2 separate regions of the Homo sapiens genome follow, and region 1 is linked to region 2. Evidence: chromatin contacts called from ENCODE Hi-C data. All regions are on one chromosome and are shown on one strand. Each heading gives the region's core, a stretch centred on a gene start or an enhancer-like site at or near the end of the contact. The rest is flanking DNA. Distances are from core to core; before and after follow the strand shown.

Region 1 (4,618 bases), core at 493-2,992, 830 kb after region 2:
TATAATGATAATCATATAAATTCATAAAGAATAAAAAGTGAACTCATATCCTCTACTCTTTTGCACCAAGCCCTTTACTATCTCCTGAAGGAATATTTCAACAGTTTTGACAGGATCACTGCAGCCAATTTCAATGCATTTAAGTACATATGCATGTAACATATATACATATTAACATGCACATGTACTTAATATATATAAATACAATACATATACTCACAAATGCTTTTTAATACATACAAATGGGAATATATATTCTGCTTATAATTTGCTTTTTTCACCTAGTATGTCTTGTAGATCTTTATTCTTTCTGAAAGACGCAGAATATTCCAGAGTATAAATATACTATAGTGTAACCATTCTCCTACTGATGGGTAGTTACTATTTTTTCTAAATATTAAAAATAACCTTGGGGTCAGGCGCGGTGGCTCATGCCTGTAATCCCAGCACTCTGGGAGGCTGAGGTGGGTGGATCACTTGAGGTCAGAAGTTTTGAGACCAGCCTGGCCAACATGGTGAAACTCCATCTCTACTAAAAATACAAAAAATTAGCTGGGCATGGTGGCACGTGCCTGTAATCCCAGCTACTTGAGAGGCTGAGGCAGGAGAATCGCTTGAACCTGGGAGGCGGAGGTTGCGGTAAGCCGAGATCACGCTACTGTGCTCCAGCCTGGGCGACAGAGTGAGGCTCTGTCTCAAAAAAAAAAAAAAAAAAAAAAAAAAATTAGATTTTTCATCCACCTTCATCAGTTACATAAAGAATACAAAGAAATCTAAAATAGAAGGAAAAAATCAGAATAGGAATAAAATTTTTAAAAAGATGGCTTATTTAAATTTGCAATTATTTTCTAGTATTGTACTGGCCAATGGTATTAGAAGTATAAGCTACTGGAAGTACCAATGCCTTCTCTCTCTCTCTCTTTTTTTTTTTTTTTACATTCTTTCCAGATATCTAATATAACAAACTGAAACTTATAATTAGTTATTAAATTTTCACATATTAACTTTAGGATAGGAAACCACTACTTAATATATTTTAACATTTTACTCCTGGCTATTAACATTTACAACATGGGTTACAAATAGGTATCATACCTCTAAAGGAAGTAACAGAAACAATTAGTAATCTCTCTCTGTTCTTTTTCATAGAGATTTCAAAATAAATCTAAGGTTATGCATAGGATGTGGGTTTTTCTCCGGGAGTAGTATTACAGAAGGTTTGTGGTATTAGAAGGGTCATGACACAATGCAAGTTGCTTAGTCTCAAACACAAGCGTAAAGCTTTCATTTTAAGAATATTTTATATTATACCCACAGATGAAAAATCTAACAAAAAGAGACACGGTGGTACATAAAGATATATTCAAGTGCTCTCTCTTTCGTAAAAAATCAAACCTTTTTAGAGACAATTTAAAAAGCAATCTCTTGATTGTTTAAAAGGTTAAATAATGCTTTTTTTTTTCCAGGCTTTATTATGAAACTATGTTCAACGGTCACAGAGGCAACCACATTAACTTGCAGCATGGATACAAATTTTAAGTTCTACATTGATATTTTCAACGCACATATGAAGCAAAATGTCTTAAGCAAATTATTACTGCATATGAAATTACTATAGTAGAAGAAAACCCAATAATTTGAGTAAATCTGTAACACTTGGTAAGTAATCACTCTGATTAATCAACATCACCTTACTGAAATATCAATAGCAACCACTAGGCTTTAGTAGGTTATTACTGATTTGTACTTTGCCAAAAGAAAAATTAATCAGAATGGTAAATGTGGTAAGCGGTAGCCTCTCCATGACTTCAAGGTGACTCATTTGAAACTTCTAAAAACAAATCATACTCATATCATGTACTACTGATAAGTTTTTGAAACAGTTTCCTGTAATTTAAAGTCATGGACAAAGGTTTGAATATTCTTCTTAGTAATTAGAAAAAGTAAAAGTACACATAAATGTCTTTTAAAAACCAATAATGAAATCTGAAAAATATATAAGGGATAAAAGAAATCAAATATTTGGCTAGTATTTTTCAGTATTAAGACTGATTTAATTCCATTTCAGAAGAGAAATATACATATACACAGGACTAGCTAAAGGCACAGTTTAAAAATACCAGCCCAAGGCCGGGTGTGGTGGCTCACACCCATAATCTCAGCACTTTGGGAGGCCGAGGTGAGCAGATCACCTGAGGTCAGGTGTTCGAGACCAGTTTGGCCAACGTGGTGAAACCCCATCTCTATTGAAAATTTAAAAATTAGCCAGGTGTGGTAGCAGTCACCTGTAATCCCAGCTACTCAGGAGGCTGAGGCAGGAGAATTGCTTGAACCAGAAGGCTGAGGTTGCAGTGAGCCGAGATTGCACCATTGCACTCTAGCCTAAGAGACAGAGTGAGACTCCATCTCAAAAAAAAAAAAAAATCAGCCCAGTGCTTTGCAGGGCTGAGTCAGGATTATTTGAGGCCAGAAGCTCAAGATCAGCCTGAGCAACATAGCAAGACCCCATCTGTACAAAAAATTTAAAAATTAGCAGGGCATGGTGGGGTGTGCCTGTATTGCTAGCTACTAGGGAGGCTTAGGTAGAACTGCTTGATCCCAGGAGTTCAAAGCTGTAGTACGCTGTGATTGCACCACTGAACTCTGTCCTGGGCAACAGAGCAAGACACTCTCCCTCTCTTAAAACAAGTCAGCATTCACACAAGGTCTAAAAGGTAGAAAATATTCCTCATAAATCATAATTTAATTGGAAACAAATCAATTTTGTGACCAATACTTAAAATTTGATATAATTCCAATGGCTCCTAAAAACTATGGACTCACAAACTAGTTTTAAAAAAAATTAGATACTTTTTAGAAAAGTTTTAAATTTACAGAAAAATTGAGAAGATAGAGAGTTCCCACATACCCTCCCACAGTTTCCCCTATTATTAATATATTAGTGTGGTACCTTTGTTACAATTAATGAACCAATATTGATACATTACTACTAAAGTCCTTAGTTTATTCAGATTTCCTTTGCCTTTGTTTTTTAACCTGTTTTTTTTTTTTCCTGTTTCTAGAATTCTATCCAAGACACATTACATTTAGTTGTAATGTCTCCTTAGGTTCCTTTTGGCTGTGACAGCTTCTTAGACTTTGCTTGTTTTTGATGATCTTGTCAGCCTTGAGTCATTACTATTCAGGTATTTTGTAAGATCTCCACAAGGGGAATCTGTCTGATAGTTTTCTCATGGTAAGACTAGGGTTATGGGTTATCAAGAGGAATACCAGAGAGGTAAAGTGCCATTTTCATCATGTCACATGATATCAAGGGTATGTACTATCAGTGTAATTTATGACTGTTGATGGTAATCTTAATCACCTGGCTTAGGTAATCTTTGTCAGGTTTCTCCACTGTAAAGTTACTCTTTTTGTCCCCCATACTTTTCCTTTGGAGGGAAGTTGCTAAGTGCAGCCCATGCTTATGGAGTGGAGATTTATACTTCCCCTCCTTGAGGGTGGAGTATCTACAAAAATTATTTAGAATTCTTCTGCATATTTGTCTCTTAACTCACATTTATTAATTTAATCATCATTTAAATCAATATAGGCTCATGGATATTTATTTTATACTTTGGGTTATAATCTACTTTGGGTTATTATACTTTGGCTTGTGTATTTCAAGTATGTAATACTTCAAAATTTTTTTTTTCTCAAATTGTTCTACCTTTGGTCATTGGGAACTCTTTCAGTTGGCTCCTCTGTCCCTTCAACACACTCCAATTAATGTAGGTTTTTTTTTTTTTTTGGCTGTGTGTGTGTGTGTGTGTGTGTGTGTGTGTGTGTGCATTTTGAGTACTTCCTTACTTATTGGCATTATAAGGTGCTCCAGGCTTATCTTCTATATTTCCTGTCCCCGTCCTAGAATCAGCCATTTCTTTTTTTTTTTAATTTTATTATTATTATACTTTAAGTTTTAGGGTACATGTGCACAATGTGCAGGTTAGCTACATATGTATACATGTGCCATGCTGGTGTGCTGCACAGAATCAGCCATTTCTGTGAGAAGCCCTGGTCCCCTTCACTGGAGAATGGTATTAAAAACCAAAATCTGGGCACTAAGTGTACATAAACTAATTTTTAATAACACCAAGTGAGCATATATATTATGGTACTTAAGAGTCCAAACTCCCCTAATTCTTAACTGAGATCTTACTATGAGCTCATCTTGGGGGATCCAAATGATGTTCTTCAATTCTAGATATAGCAATATCCTAAAAACCTCTAGATACTTCATCCCTTTAAATTTAACTGTGTACTGAAGTTGGACACGAAAGAATCTCTGAACACTTCAGAAAAAAGTTTTTAAACAGAATCTCGCAATCCCTAATGACTAGATAGCAAGCTAGGTAAAGCAGTCTATGTACGTATTTTCCTGACAATTAATATTAAGACAAGATACAATTACAGAAGATATTTTTTCAAATTAAAAATGCTTAAAATTGAGAAATGCCTTAAAGAAAAATGAAAAATATTTTAATATTTAGGTAAATTGCTCAAAACGAAAGCCATAAACGATTGTGCTTCAGGGGCAAAAAAAAAAAAAAAAAACTATTAACAAGTTAGCTCAGGAAAC
Region 2 (5,045 bases), core at 1,742-4,241:
CACTCAAACATACACACATTCACATACATTTGCTCTCTGATTTTAATGATAAATGGCTAGAAAAAAATAGATCACAGCACAGTAATATCGAGAGTGAATGAGGTTGGAAGAAGCTGCTTATTTCTTGAAACTTCTAATCTTAGATACCCTTTTTTCCTTATGAGCATGCAAAGTGACTAAGCCTGACATAAGTAAGCTGGCCAAGGCCTCTGGACTAGGTATTTTAGGTTATTAAAAGCCAGGCACTAGGGTCTCATCTTGAAAACGTCTGCTTGTCCTAGGGCTCCAAGTCTACAGACCTTGCAGGAGAGAATGCTCAAGTTTGGAATACAAATAAAGCAAGATTAAAAAAAAAAAATTAGAGGCCGGGCATAGTGGCTCACACCTGTAATCCCAGTACTTTGGGAGGCCAAGGCAGGTGGACGGCTTCAGCCCAAGAGTTTAAGACCAGCCTGGGCAACAAAGTGAAACCCCATCTTTACAAAAAAAAAAGTCAAAAATTAGCTGGGTGTGGGGGTACATGCCTGTAATCCCAGCTACTCGGGAGGCTGAGGTGAGAGGATGGTTTGAGCCCAGGCAGCAGAGGTTACAGTGAGCCGAGATCATGCCACTGAACTCTAGCTTGGGCTACAGAGCCAGACCCTCTCTCAAAAAAAAAAAGAAAAAAAGAAAAAAAAATCAGGTACATGGAATAAAGTAAAAAGATACATTTAAAAACCTAGTCCCTGCCCAGCACTGTGGCTCGCGCCTATAAACCCAGCACTTTGGGAGGCCAAAGTGGGTGCATCACTTGAGACCAGGAGTTTGAGATTAGCCTGGACAATATGGCAAAACCCTATCTCTACAAAAAATACCAAAAAAAATCAGCTGGTCATGTTGGCATGCACCTGTAGTCCCAGCTACTCGGGAGGCTGAGGCAGGAGGATCGCTTGAGCCCAGAAGGTTGAGGCTACAGTGAGGCATGTTTGCACCACTGCACTCCAGCCTGAGTAAGGGAGTGAGACTCTGTCCTCAAAAAAAAAAAAAAAAAAAAAAAAAAAAGTGCTGCAGCAAGTTTTTACTAGTTTTATGAAATACAGTCCACATACCATAATATTCAGCCTTTTAAACTGTACAATTCAGTGTTTCTGTGTGTATTCACAAGGTGTGGTATATTCACCACTATGTAATTATAGAACATTTTTGTCACCTCCCAAAAGAAATCTCGTATCATTAGTAGTCATTCCCCATTTTCCCCTCCCATCAGCCCCTGGCAATTACTAATCTACTTTCTGTTTCTATAGATTTGCCCATTCTGGACATTTTATATAAATTGGAATCATACAACTTGTGACAATTAGCATCTGGCTTCTTTCACTTAGTATAATGTTTTCAAGACCCATCTATGTTGTGGTATGTATCAGAACTTCAATCCTTTTTATGGCTAATATTCCATTATATGGATATAGCACTGTTTTCATCCACTCATCTGTTGGTAGACATTTGGGTTGTTTCCACTTTTTGGTTACTGTGAATAATGATGCTTTGGACATTTGTGGACAAGTTCTTGGGGACATGTGTTTTGCTCAGTTTTCCACAGAACCATTTTACATTCCCACCAGCAATGTATGCGTGTTCCAATTTCCCTACAGCTTTCACAACCCTTGTTATCGCCTTTTTTATTAAAGCCATCCTAGTGTGAAGTGGCATCTCACTGTGGTTTTCATTAGCATGTCCCTAATGACTCATGATATTGAGCATCTTTTCATGTGTTTTTTGGCCATTTGTGTCTTTTCTCTAGAAACCGTGTATTTAAATTGTAGTATGTCCTTAAAGACAACTTCATACTGTGGCTCTCATTTTAGCAAATTCAGGTTGAAGGTTCAGGCATCATCACCCAGTTAAGTTATCTTACTTTTTTTTTCAGTGTAGAAATGAATGCATAAATAAAAACAGGCTTATGTGATCCTTCTAAGAGATTATTTGCAGTTTCAACATGGCACACTGAGAGGGTAAGATGATTTTTATTTCTGATTGTTCTCTGGGCCACCCATACACCCTGCAAAAGGAAAACTATAAGATTATTACAACTTCATCACGTGTGTGTGTGACTCACACTCAAAGATTCACTACTTGAAACTCAGCCTGAAAGCATCACTCTTCATCCCACTCATATTTCCTAGGTAACCAGAATAACCAGATAAAGGAGCTGCACCTGCAGAGAAAACCAAATCCCACTTTCTCCCTGCCTGACACGTTCCCTTCTTGCCTGTGCTGTGAGGGGGTGAGAAGGACTGAAATGATTTGACAGAAAAAGACAGATGCCTTTATTACTAGTATTAAAGTATGTTTTCAGTCACCCTCAAGGGTGGCTGCGATGTCCTGGGTAACATAAGGCCCTCCTAACTAATTATGAAAGTTTTCCTTTTTTAATTTGGGCAGTCATAACAACACAGACATGTCCATTTAAATAAAAAGGTCACCCTGATAAATGAGTAGATGCTATTACTTGAACTTTTCTCATTGCCCTATTTAAAAAAAAACAGTTAAAAGTTCTGTAACTCTACGTACACAGTAGACAGCTCTGAGACAGAAATGCAAACCATCCAGCAGCATATCAGGAAACAGGCAAGGATACATGCATCGTGGACTGAGAGTCAAGAGACCCATTCGCTTTCCACAGCTCCTTTAGGCTCCCTGGGTAACCTCGGAGAAGACAGTGATGAAAACGGTGAAGCCTGAATTTCCAGAGATCCCGTGGGCCCTCTGAAGTGTTTGATGAACACTTTATATAAAATAATTTAGTTATCTTATCCCCAAACTTTAACTCTTAACTATACAAATGGATAAAGAGAACACACTACTGGATTTCTATTGATCACCAGACCCTCTGTGGCAAAGGCTATCAAGGAGATGAGGAGAAACTAAAATTCATTTCAGGCCACAGAGAGGAAGGGAAAAGCCTGCCCAAGGAGAGTGGCCCAGCTTGTGCAAGGACTTGCATCACTCGTTGTCTGCTGATGTGAGAACGTGAATGAACAACAGATGTTCCATCGTCTCTTCCAGGCCAAGAAGAAATGTGCAGACGGGAAAAAAACCGTTTTCCCTAAAGGAAGCCTGCTGGACAACAAAGCAGAGTTCAGGTGTCCTGGAATTTAAATCCTTGACTTCTCCTGATGCTGCCTCCCACGTGTTGGTAATTTTAGGCTCATTACTTGATCTGCAATCTCCTTACATGGGATTGATCCAAATGGGGCTGACGTTCAATTGTTTACTAAAGCGGCCACCTTCTTTCATTGTTAGTGTCTAAACTGATGACCAAGAAGCAGTTTTTACAGATTTTAAGCAAAATTAAAGCAAATTAATAACTAAGAGTAAGACACTTTCCGTCAAAACCCATGAACTGGCAGACTGAAGAAAGAATCCAGGCAGCGATAAGTACAACTATGACATACGTAGCCCACACTTTCATCTGGACCTATAGCCCAGAGAAACAGAACCCCTTTTGATCTGGGGCCAGCCAAACTAGATATTTCATAAATACAGATGCAAATTCAACACCCGTCCCACATGCTCTTTACTGTGACTAGAAATAAATAAGAGCAGCAACAGCAGGTGATGTCTATAAACATTTTATATGTGATCTCACTTACTCAAGATAACAGCCCTATGATGCAGGGCCTGAGAAAAATCCGGCTTAGAGAAATTAATTTGCCCAAGGTCACTGCTTGGATCTAAACCAGGACATGCACTGCCTTTGCTCATAATGCCTCCATAACCTGCCCACTGTGGTAGCCACTAGCCTCACATAGCTACTAAGCACCTGAAATGTGGCTAAGCAGGACTGAAGAACTGTAATTTAAGTAGCCACGCACAGCTATTTCCTATAGTATTGGACAGTATAGCTCTACAGTATGAGGGCTAAATGTGCATATGACTTTATGATCAGAGCCATTAGTATTACTATCACAAGTAACTTTAATTAGAGGAGACTGACAGTGATTATGAGTACGAAGGCAGACAGTTTAGCATAACAGCTTGTAGAATGGGTCCCATCTAGGTTTGAGTACCAACTCTGCAAGTAACTAGCCATGTGATTTGGCCCACTACTTAACTTCTCTAAATCTTAGTTCTTCATCTATAAGAAAGGATCTACACTATGGTACTGTAGAAGGCTATCGTGAGAATTAAAGTATTAGAGCATTTAGTGACCTGAAATATCCTAAGTGCTAAATAAATGTGCTAGTAATAACAACTAAATAATTACTGATTTTTGATTTTTGGCCTTTTTAATATAGAATAAGAGTTGCAATTCCCAGAAAAGGCTACAATAAAGTTATTGTAATGCCCACCTTGTAAATGTACCTTTTGAGTTTAAATGTTTTCTTTTGAAATTAATTTAAATTTACAGCAAAGTTGCTAGTACAAAGGACTCTACTATACCCTTTTAACTAGATTCATCAGTTTTTAAAACCTTGCCACATTTGCTTTATTCTTCTCTATACAACATGTTTTTTTCCTGAATGATCTGACCTTTTAGCCCTTAATCTTAAAGAGTATTAAGTATGTTTCCTAAGGATATTCTCTTACATAAAAACAACATAATTATCAAATTCAAGGAATATAACATTGATATAATATTTTAATCTATAGGCTCAATTATAATTTATTTATATAAAATACAATCCACTGTCCCCCTAATGTCTTTTATAGCAGCTGCCCCACTCCCTACCCAACAGGATCCAGCTCAGGATCACATGTGTCTTGTCTTTTTGTCTCCTCTAATCTGGAATGGCTCCCCAGCCTTTCTCTGTCTTTCATGACTGATACTTTTGAAGATTATAGGCCAGTTATCTTATAGAATGTCGTTCAATTTGGTTTTGTCAGCGTTTCTTCATGATTAGATTCAGGTTATATGCATTTCTGGCAAAAATACCACAAAAGTGATGCTGTGTTCTCTCTCATTTATAGGCACACAGCGTCCATCTGCCCCACATTGCTGATATGAATTTTAATCACCTGGTTAAGGTATCATGGGATATCCCCAAGGTATATAGTCACTATTT

Evidence for each region. Hi-C counts contacts between places; a loop is a spot of excess contacts on that map. Pooled maps may share reads with other maps.
Region 1: a loop to region 2 is called in a pooled map, with 7 times the contacts of the local background. The contact joins two enhancer-like sites. A Hi-C loop is called at or near these places in 2 of 37 single-sample maps with no recorded cell type and 7 of 50 pooled maps.

What each region holds. Positions count from the first base shown.
Region 1 is chr1:92,582,814-92,587,431 of GRCh38, forward strand. The region is part of intron 18 of EVI5 (ecotropic viral integration site 5); the gene reads right to left. It also overlaps the pseudogene LOC107985727. Among named protein-coding and RNA genes, the nearest start is that of GFI1, 98 kb to the left of the region's middle. RefSeq lists a silencer at 1,656-1,805. Within about 2 kb of position 1,743, at least 8 of the 41 ENCODE cell types and tissues checked have a DNase peak (open chromatin) inside an H3K27ac peak, as active enhancers do.
Region 2 is chr1:91,752,378-91,757,422 of GRCh38, forward strand. The region is part of intron 4 of TGFBR3 (transforming growth factor beta receptor 3); the gene reads right to left. Among named protein-coding and RNA genes, the nearest start is that of TGFBR3, 130 kb to the right of the region's middle. RefSeq lists an enhancer at 559-1,059. Within about 2 kb of position 2,992, at least 11 of the 41 ENCODE cell types and tissues checked have a DNase peak (open chromatin) inside an H3K27ac peak, as active enhancers do.